2 separate regions of the Homo sapiens genome follow, and region 2 is linked to region 1. A link is an interaction called in ENCODE POLR2A ChIA-PET data of the cell type or tissue named here. Cell type or tissue: K562. All regions are shown on one strand.

Evidence for each region. ChIA-PET counts read pairs that join two places held together with the same protein. Peaks named below come from ENCODE experiments on the same cell type or tissue, not always from the same donor. Only the 100,000 strongest peaks of a DNase experiment are listed, where the experiment ranks them.
Region 2: POLR2A ChIA-PET joins it to region 1 with 5 read pairs; 1 of 35 experiments calls an interaction of 5 or more read pairs at or near these places.

Annotation. Positions count from the first base shown.
Region 1 is chr9:130,784,113-130,789,112 of GRCh38, forward strand. The region is part of intron 2 of LOC124902288 (a long non-coding RNA gene); the gene reads right to left. It also overlaps a transcript of ABL1 not described here. Among named protein-coding and RNA genes, the nearest start is that of ABL1, 49 kb to the right of the region's middle. In K562, no CTCF peak of the experiment used is centred here; a DNase peak (open chromatin) is centred at 2,149.
Region 2 is chr9:130,901,546-130,906,545 of GRCh38, forward strand. It overlaps FIBCD1 (fibrinogen C domain containing 1), which reads right to left. Exons shown (of 7, transcript NM_032843.5): 6 at 3,689-3,868; 7 at 895-2,778. The coding sequence ends at 2,519. Among named protein-coding and RNA genes, the nearest start is that of QRFP, 7.2 kb to the left of the region's middle. In K562, a CTCF peak has its summit at 3,733; DNase peaks (open chromatin) are centred at 1,076, 2,175, 2,320, 3,327 and 9 weaker places; H3K27me3 peaks cover 5,000 bases.

The sequences.
Region 1 (5,000 bases):
TTAAAAAAAATCTCTAAAATCAGGGTACATCTTAAAAGCAATATAATGCCATGGTTTAATTGGCACATGATTTAGTGATACATAAAATAAAGGCACCTCTTGCAGTGGCATCTTCGATTTGAAGAAGTATAATATTCTACGAATATACAAATTTCTGTGTTTTTTTGTCCCCCCAACCCCTGCCCTTTTAAAGACATATAGTAATATAGTGGGGTTATAGGTTTATATACTGCTACTTAGCTGTGCAGAGAAATTACAGCATTTAAAAAAATCACCAATCTGTCTTCCTCATAAGTCATCATCTAGAAATGGGGAGAAGCAAAGAGTGGTATTTTGGCCAGTTAATAAGGTCTTATATTCTTTTGGCTTAAACAGTATCTTTTGGGTAAATTCTGGATTTTTTCATATATCCTGCCATCCCCCATTAAAAACCAGCATCTGGTCTTGGGGGATTGTGAGATTTTTGTGGAGGTGAGGGAGGCCCTGGCCTATGCTTGCTGCCTTTGCTCATCTAGTCTGGTCTGGTCTGGTCCCTGGGCCTTTCGCAGGTATCCCCTGAAGTGTGGTTGGTGGTCTTGAATTTTTTTCTTTTGTCTCCATCAGGGCCAGGGAACTGTCCTTGCTTCCTTTTGGTACATTCACCCTGCAGCAGATGTCATGGCTTCCAAGTGGAACTTCACTCTCTTTCTTACTAGTTAAGCTACAGGAGGCTTAGAGTGCTAAAACCGAGATGCTTCCCCTGCATAAGGCCATGCAACACGGCCATTTTATTCTGTAGCCATCCGTGTTGGGATGAGTGGAAGGTTGCATCTGCGAGGTGGTCTTCTCCTAGAGTTTCAATTAGGAAGTGGGGCAAAAGCCCCAGTGCCTTCCCTTCAACCTGACGACCAGTCTACCCTCTCCCCACCTGTGCTAGTTATCAATTTCTTGCTTGTTATCTCCAAATCCATTCTGCTTTGCCATGTTTCGTGACATGGGAACTGGACTCTGTCAACAGTTTTCCTTTGCCTGCTGGCGAGGTGTTAGGCTTTGTCAACAGAGTGCTGGAGGGACATGGCAAGGTCATGGTGGGAGGAGGGCGTCCTTTCCCAGTGTGCTGATTTTCACTGGTGAGTGAGTATCAGTGGACTGGCGTGCAAGATGCCCAGAAACACATATCAGCCATCATAGACAGCCCAGTGGGTGGTACCGTGCACCAGCTCCAACCACACACACCCTGCAGGGAGTTTCTCCACCACGTGGTGGGCTGCTGCCCTGGGCCAGCTCTGGATCACGCCCTCTGACAAGCATGTTTGCCACCGGCATGCTGTGTGTTCCTGTGGAGCTGTGCCCTTTCTGAAGAGTCTGAATCTCAGCTTTGGGGTTGGGGGAGGCTCTCCTAAGTTCTTAGTTCCTCCCTCTTCACTCTACCTGCCCTTTTTAAGACACATAGTAATATAGTGGGCTCTAAGTAGTAGACACTTTGTTCATTTGCTACTTCTGTACCCCTGGGTCCTCTTTTACTCTTCTGTCATTTGTTAAAAATCTCGGCCGGGCGTGGTGGCTCACACCTGTAATCCCAGCACTTCAGGAGGCCAAGGCGGGCAGATCACTTGAGGTCAGGAGTTCGAGAGCAACCTGGCCAACATGGTGAAACCCCGTCTCTACTAAAAATACAAAAATTAGCTGGGCATGGTGGTGCATGCCTGTAATCCCACCTACTCAGGAGGCTGAGGCACAAGAATCGCTTGAACCCGGGAGATGGTGGCTGCAGTGAGCTGAGATCGTGCCACTGCACTCCAGTCTGGGCGACATTCTGGAACTCTGTCTCAAAACTAAAAAAAAAAAAAAAAAAAAAAAAAAATCTCCTGTGGGACTTCAGTCTGTGGAGGTTATTGAGTGATGGCACAGAAAGGCCAATCCCAATAAAAGAAAATGGAAAATGTTTATTACTTCCATTTCCAAGAGGGGAGCATGCCACGCCACACCACACAGGCACATGGGGAAGCACCATCCACAGGGCAGAAAGGAGCTGGGGGAACGCCCAGGCCAGAGCCTTTGTTGGGCTTCTGTGGGAAAGGCCAGACAGGGCCAGGGAAACATCTGAGGATTGGCTATTTTGGATAATTCTGGGGGGCCCTGGGGCAGAGGGCCGTCCCTCGTTGTCTGGTTCCTAGCTCTGGGTGATTTAGGGTAGGAGAAATATTGGCTCTGTGTGTGAGAGTTAGATAAGGAGGTGGTTCAGAGAATGGGCTCTGGGTGGCAGGGGAGACGGAAACAGCTTTGGCTGTGTGTGAGTTTGACCCTGTGATTAGACTAATGGATGCCAAATAGATGAATACAGAATCTCAGAAAACACAGAACGCTCTCTTAGCAGTATCTACTTTTTGTTAATAATTCTTTTATTAAATTTTCCCTATTGAAATGACTGGTGTGGTTTCTGTCTCCTGACTGGTACATCACCTCTTCCTCGGAATTTGCGGGCAGGGAAGTGATGATACATGTTTGACTGCCTCCTACTCTTTGCACCCTGATGTGAGGGAAGGGCTGGACCCTTCTACATCTTTCTGTCTGGATGAAGCTCCTCTGCTGTCATTTCCTCCTCCTTCCCTAGTGCGGCAAGCAGCTCTGCCAGCTTGTCATAGAAGGGCATTTAAGTGACTTTGCCAACACAAACAGTACTGCAATGAAGATATGCCACACTTTGCAATTAGTTATTCACTTTAAAGTTCTGTTATGATATAGTAACTTAATAAGTGAAAAAAACATCTTGGACCAATAAGGATGGAAGAAAAGTATCGGAAAACTAGTCAGAATTAAAATAAGGACTAAATCACGACTTTTATTTCTGTGATTTCTTTTTGTATTTTTGAAGCTCTTTTCTTAGGTCAGGGCCACCATGGCTTTTTGTTGCATTGATCTCTTTATCATTATATGCTGTTTCTCCTTAGGCTCTGCAATATTCCTTGCTCTGAGTCTACTTTGTCTGATAGGCACTTCAGCTTTCTTTTGATCACGCTTGCATAATACACCTTTTCCCATCCTTTTACTCGTAGCCTGCCCGTGTCATTGCCCCAGTGGGGAACTGCTGTTGCTCTTTACTTGGAGCCAGGCTCATGGTAAGAGGATGGGGACTTTCTTGGTTCTCTTAGTCTGACTCCATCTTAGGCAGGTACTGTGTGCCTGGACTTCAGGATAGGGCTTTCTTAGCATTGTGTGCTTTCACCCTCCATGCCACCTGGACTCTGCCTTCTGTGTGTGTGTTTGTGTGTGTGTGTGGTGTGAGCTCCCGTGTGAGAGAGAATTTCCCACGTTTCCCCCCAACCCCACCCGAAGCTGACTTTTGCATTGTATCAGTGCAGAATCCAGCAGACGATCATATTTGCTGGTACCTCACCCCCAGGAGCAGCAGATCTTTGCCTGGGTCCCGGGGACAGGGAAGGTTTCTTGCCCTTCCCCCAGTGGATTACGGCTTTTGCATTAGGTCTGAGAGAGGGGCTCAGGAAGGAGGCAAGATTTTACCCGAGTCCGGTATTGAGGGGTGCTCTCTCCAGCCTCGTGCTCTGCTCCCAGTCGTCGTCACGAGCACCTGGTAGTGGCCCATGGAAAAGGGTTTGCAAGTGAGTTCAGACAGGAATTCTAGTGTTACACCAGCCCATGCTCAGCTCCATAAGAATTCATTAAAAATTGAGATGTTTTCCCGTCACCTGTTGACATGGCAGCCTCATCTTCCTCCTGTGCTCTGTGAAGGGTCACAGGGTTTGCGTGTCCCATTTCTCCTTGGAGGGATTTGTCACTGATTAGAATTCAGTTCACCTGATGGCCTTGTGGCCTCAGCTCTCTGATTAGCTCAAGAAAAGTTAGGATTTTGTTGATTATCTGGCTTTTTCTTTTTGTTGGGTTGAAAGTTCTCTTATGGCTTTCTGCATCTTAAGCAAGGGGAGTAGAACTCTATTTCTTCACCTGTCCCTCAGCAGAATTATGTAAGTAAAATAAAATTTAGGTTCCTCACAGATCAGTGCAGTTTGCTAATACAAATACTGTATGTATAGTTACTCTGTTTTCCACATCCACCATTGGTTTAAGTTTGAACACCCCTGTTTTACTTTGTATTTTGAAATAATTTCAAACTTACAGAAAATTTACAAGAATAGTACAGAGAATTCCTACATGTCCTTTACTTAGTTCGAGTCATCAATTTTTAACGTATTGCTACATTACATTTGCTTTACCATTTCCCCCCTTCTATATGTGTATGGGTATAAAATTTGTTTTTCGGAATCATTTGGGAGTAGGTCACAACATTTTGTCCTTTTATCCCTTAATATTTCAAGTGTATGTTGTAAGAACAAGGATCTTCTCTTATGTAACTATAGTATAATTATTAACTTTAGGAAATTTAACTTTGATAGAATATTTTTATTTAACCTAAAATCCGTATTCCAATTTCCTCAATTCTCCCAGTAATGTCCTTTCTAGCAATTACCCCCTTGGGTGTAGGATCCAGTCCTGGATCATGGATTGCATTAATTTGTCATGATCTTTAATATCCTGTAAGCTGGAACAGTTCCTCAGTCTCTCTGCCTTGCATGACATTGGTATTTTTCAAGGACATGGAGCAGTTATTGTATAGAATGTTTTTCAATTTTGGCTGGAACATTTCAGTTTCAGTTTGTTTGATGTTTCCTTACTATTAGATTCAAGTTACACATTTCTGTTTTAGAATATTACAGAAGTAATGCTGTATCTTTCTCATGGTGTTACATCCATTTGCATACCTTGTCTTTCTGCCTGTCGTTAATGATATTAATTTTGATTATTTAGTCAAGGTACTGTCTGGTTCCTTCATTGGATAGTTGCTAGTTTTCCTCTTGCATCTATTTGCTTTTCGGTTTTTGTTTTTTCCCTTAACTTTTTCTCCCTGTGATTTCCTGAAACCTCTTGCATCTAAAAAGCAATCTGTGGGGAGACATTTTGTGACCATATAAGTAACCTGCTCCTCATGAAACATAAAATACAAA
Region 2 (5,000 bases), 120 kb after region 1:
CGTAGGCTCTGCAGGGCTAGGGTGAGAGGGTGTGGCCCGGAGCAGGTGCGCAGGGACCGTTTTTCCCCAGTGCCAGCCTTTGAAGGTGCCCCTGGGGAGGGTGGGGCCGGTGCGCTGGCCTGGGCCCTCCCCACCATGTCAAGCTCCGTGCCCATTCAGCCGGTGCTTGGTAGGGCCATGTGCCCTCTCCTGGTCTGGGACAGGGGCCGGTGCTCTAGGGCAGTAACAGGGCTCTAGAAGGGACAGGCATCCCCAGTGCAGCCAGCCACTGAGGACAGATGCTGCCGGGACCTGGACCTGGACCACAGGCTCACAGGCCACCTGCACCTGCCCCCGGCCCCTCGCCAGGCCCCAGCCATGGTGCATCTGTTCCACAGCCAAGCCCTGGCACGAGGGCCCTGGTGCCTCCTGCTGCACCCACACATCTGTGAGTCCATTAACTTCACACTCACCAGGAGTTTGTTTGATGACACATCAGAAAGTGCTGGCACTTTCTAAGCAGTCGCTGGCGCAGTCACTGGCATGGGGAGGCTGGTAGCTCCTGCCTGGGGCCTGTCGGTGGGGGGCTCCTGGGATGAGAACTCGGGTCCCACCCAGCCCCTGCAATATGACAGGGTGCTCTGGGAACCCAGATGGTCTGGGTGGGCTCCCTTGGCTTCTAGATGGTGGGAAGAGGAGCCAAGAAGGGATTTCCCGTTGAATCTCATGTGGTCATTTTGCCCACATCTTGCCCCTTGTGGCCCCGCACCTGGCCTGCTCCAGCCACCACCCCGGCCACACTAGGCTGCCACTGCCTGATTCTTGGCTGTATCTGCGTCCAGCTGAGGACCGAGAGGGCAGGGACCAGGTCCTGTCCAGCCTGGGCCCACGGCAGAAGGAAGCGCTGCAGACATCTGCGCATGTGGATGACCTGGTGGCACTGGGACAGAGAGCCAGGTCACACGGCCTCTCCCACCAACCCCCAGTGGTGCCAAGTCAAATTTATTGTTTTTTAAGCACAAACTTCAGTGGGAGGGGAAGGGAGAACGGAACCCCACACCCCCTAGGCACCTGCCATCGGGTGTCCTTTGGAGGAAGCCACCTCCCCTCCTGCCCGAGGAGAGGCTGCTAGGCAGCTCCCCAAGGCTGACTCCAGCCCTTTCGGAGGCCCCCCATCAGGAGGCCTTGGAAAAGCCGCCCTGCATCTGGGCCTGACGTAACGCACGCGGGTCCAGGGCTGCTGAGCAGACAGCTGAGGACCCGGCTCCAGCCCTGCCCTTGTGGCTGCTGGTCCTGGGAGCCTGCGGGTCTCACCTCTGCATGTGTGCACACAAGGAGTGGGGATGACAGCGTGCTGGGTGTTGGGAGGATTCAACAAGAAAGTGTCCAGGTGGTGCCTGGTCTGGTGCCCCAGTCCCCCCGACCCCATTTGCCCGGTGAGGTGGTCCCTGTCCCTTGACCACTCGCCGGGCCGGGCCTGGCCTGGGTCCAGGTGGCCACGGTCAATGGCAAGGGTTGGCCTCCTCATGGAGACAGCCACCTCAGGGAAGGGGTCATCACCCCCAAGGCCCTCCTGGGAGGCCTCAGGACCCTGGAGTCCCTGGGAAATTGGTGGTGGGGGTTGTACAAGCCTCATCCCAGCCCTGCCTAGGCCCCAGCCCAGAAAACCAAGAGCTTCCCATTAGCGCAGTCCAGCCCCACGGTGCAGGGCCCCACCCACCTTCCAGAGGCAGGAGAAATGGGATGGCAGCCCCAGCTGCCCCAGGTAGGAGGACGGCCGGGAGCTGGGTGGGGGATGGGTTGGGCCTCATTTGAGACAGAGAGCAGGTGGGCACAGCAGGTAAGAGGACTGCAGACCCCAGGCCTGCCGGGGCACAGGGTGGGTGGCCTCCAGGGAACTGGTCTCAGCCTTGGAGCGTGGGTCCCCAAAGGCAGCAGCTCCCCATCCTGACCTCAGGGCCTGGTAGGATGGGGCCACCCAGCCCACAGCCAGGCTGAGGCCCTTGGGGGAGAGGTGGGTTCTCTGGGCACCAGGGAAACGGGGTGGGGGTTGGCATTGGGAGGGCTGGAGGATACTGGCCTCAGACCTGACCTCAGAGAGACCTGACGTTCCCCACGATCTGCTAGGAGGACTCCAGGGGTGCTGTCTGCCCCCTGCTCTCTGTCCCCATAATGCCGGGTATTTGGCCGGGCAGGGCAGAGGGTGCCTGGGGCAGACTCCACCATCCTGGCCAGGGGACGGCAAACAGCACCGGAGTCACAGTGGGGGCAGGCAGGAGTTGGGGTCGTCAAGTTTGCCAGCCCCCATCAGCAGAGGCAAGAGATCAGTGAGCTGCCAAATGGAGGGGGTGGGGACGGCGAGAAGGCGATGTGTGACTTCACCGGCCCAGGGAGCTTCGTGTCAGGGATGGCCCGGCCCCTCCCTACTGGAGAGTGGGTCCGCCAGGCACAGGTGGGTGGAGAACATTCACGAAAGAGTGAGGTGGGGTCGGGGATGGGGCGACAGGGACCAGCAGGGCCAAGGACAAGGTGCACCAGTCTAGCGGTCCTCCCGGACCGGCCGGATCTTCATCTCAGAGAACTTGAGTGAGTACTGCCAGCCGGTCCAGGAGGACCACTCCACGCCGTCGGCATAGGAGGCGTGCGCACCGCGCAGGTACTGCCCATTGAGGTTGGACGTGTGGCAGTTGCGGTACCACCAGGCACCGCGGTAGAAGGCGGCACAGTTGTTCTCTGAATGGTCGCTGTCACGGTCCTTGGTGGTGAACCTCATGCCGCTGTGCTTCAGGAGGGAGTCGCCTGCGCAGGGGTGCACACAGGTGTGGGCACGGGGGGCACGGGTACACCCACTGGTGTTGCATGTGTGAGCAGACACCGAGACACTGCACGTGCACCTGGACGTGAGTGCATACACGTACGCACGTGCTCTCACACATACTGCTGTGCACGCGTGCAAGCGCACCTGCCCCTCCACACCCGGGTGTGTCCATGCAGCTCACACGCACGCAGTCCCTTCTCGGGCGTGCCTGGGGCTGCCCCTGGGTCTAGGCGGTCTCTATCCCTCCCCCCAGCTTTTCCACATTCCCTCTCCTGCCTCCCCGCTCCTCGGCCTGAGAGGGGAAACCCAGCCCAGGGGGGTCCAGCCACCACACTTTAGAGACCCAGCGGACCCGAACCCCGGGTCTCCTGATTCCTGGCTCTGGGCTCAGTTTCTTTATCTGCAAAACGGGAAAACAGTCCAGGCTCTGCTGGCTTCGCCTTGCAGGGGTGAGGACCAAGCAGGACTTGGAGGAGGAGGCAAGCAGCCTTGACCCTGACCCCAGAGGGCCGAAGGGCATCATCAACACTATTATGAAAAAACGAACAGAAGATTCGCAGAAGCTCATCTTTTATGACATGCAACTGAATCAACTGATGAAGACAAGGACTGAGGGATCCTTGGTAAGGAAGAAAATTTTCCCTTTTCTGTCTTGTTTACTCTTCCAATTTGAAAAATTTATTACTTAAAAAAAATTTAGATTGGTTTCAGGCCTCTGATTGTGATGTGGGGTTGGTAGTTTATCAATATTTGTTATTTTTCAAAAACCTGATTACTTTCAAAGGGGGAAAAATACATTAGCCTTGATCATTTTGGAGGGCAGGACCTCCTCCGTCCTCCATCCTCCCAGGCCGCCCCCCTTCCCCATCCCTGCCACAGCTGGAGCCTCACCTGCAGTGCCGGAATAGTCAGCCACGGTGAGCGGGTACCCGTCTTCCTCAGGGTCCACGGAGAACAAGCCCACGCCGAAGCTCCCGTAGCGGGCATAGGCCGTGCCATTCTCAAAGTCCTCCAGGTCCACGTGCAGCTCGTAGGCAGCCTGTGTGGTCAGGGCGTGGATCCTCTTGAGCCCTGAAGTTGGGGGGAAAATGGTGGGAGAAGCTGAGGGGCGTAGGAAGCGACTCCCCAGGGAGAAATGATAAATGACAGCTGAGCTCATGCAGTTGGGGACAGAAAGGGACAACCACCAAGTGCGTGCAATCAGCCCTGGGCTACTTCCTTCTTCCTGCAGGCCTGTGTTGGGCAAGCCACTGAGGACCGACAGTTTTCATGTTTGGTTTTCTCTGTTCCCTTTAAGTGGAGCTGTGATGCTTTTCAAACGTTGGGGCTCTGAGCTGGTGGGAAGACTGCAGGAGGCGGGAGGAGGTGGGGGTGACAGCACCCTTACCCAGACTCCAGCCAGAGCCAGACAGACAGGATCTGTGTTCGCATTTTCCTATACCTGGCCTCTGGGCCTTTGCACATGCTGTTCCCTCTGCCAGGATGCTTGTCCCTACTCCTCCTCACTTGGTTACCTTCTATTCATTTCTGGAAGGCTGCCTGACCTCCTGTCGGCGTTGAGGACCTCCTCTGCCAACACATGTGCCCCTGTGGGTATTTATCTTTCAGGGTCCCGGCTGCCTATCTTGTCAGTTTCCCCACCAGTGCGGAATTCCCGTGACAGTGGCATGTCCGACCTAGCCACTGCTGACCCCAGTGCCTGGGGTGGGGCCTGGCACAATGGTGCTTACCCAGCGCTGGCTTAGTGGATGGGAGGGAGTTGGCGGCACCCTCACCCCTCTAGGCCGGCTCTGTGCCCCCATCCTACTCTCTCCCTCCTGCTGTCCCCGCCCCACCTCAACTCTGCCCTGCCCATCCCCGGGGTCTCATGCCAGGCCTCCCCTACCATACACATACGTGCTCAGACTCCCAAGATGCTTCACTGCTGGTGTGGTTACTCTTGATTAAGAGGGCATTTAATGAAATGTTTCACAAGTTAGTAGCAGCGAGTGGTATTCCATCCGCTTCTCCCTCCTGCCTGCCTCTCCCCGGCTCCGCACCTCCCGGGGTCAGTGTGTGCTGGCTGGAGGCTGTGCGGATCCTCCCCCATCCCGCCCGGACAAGAAGCCTTTGGTCCCAGTCACCAGGTCCAGGGACCAGGAGCAGCTACTGTGGGAGGAGTCACAGCAAAGCTGACCGCACGACCCACGTTCCTCCCCAAGGA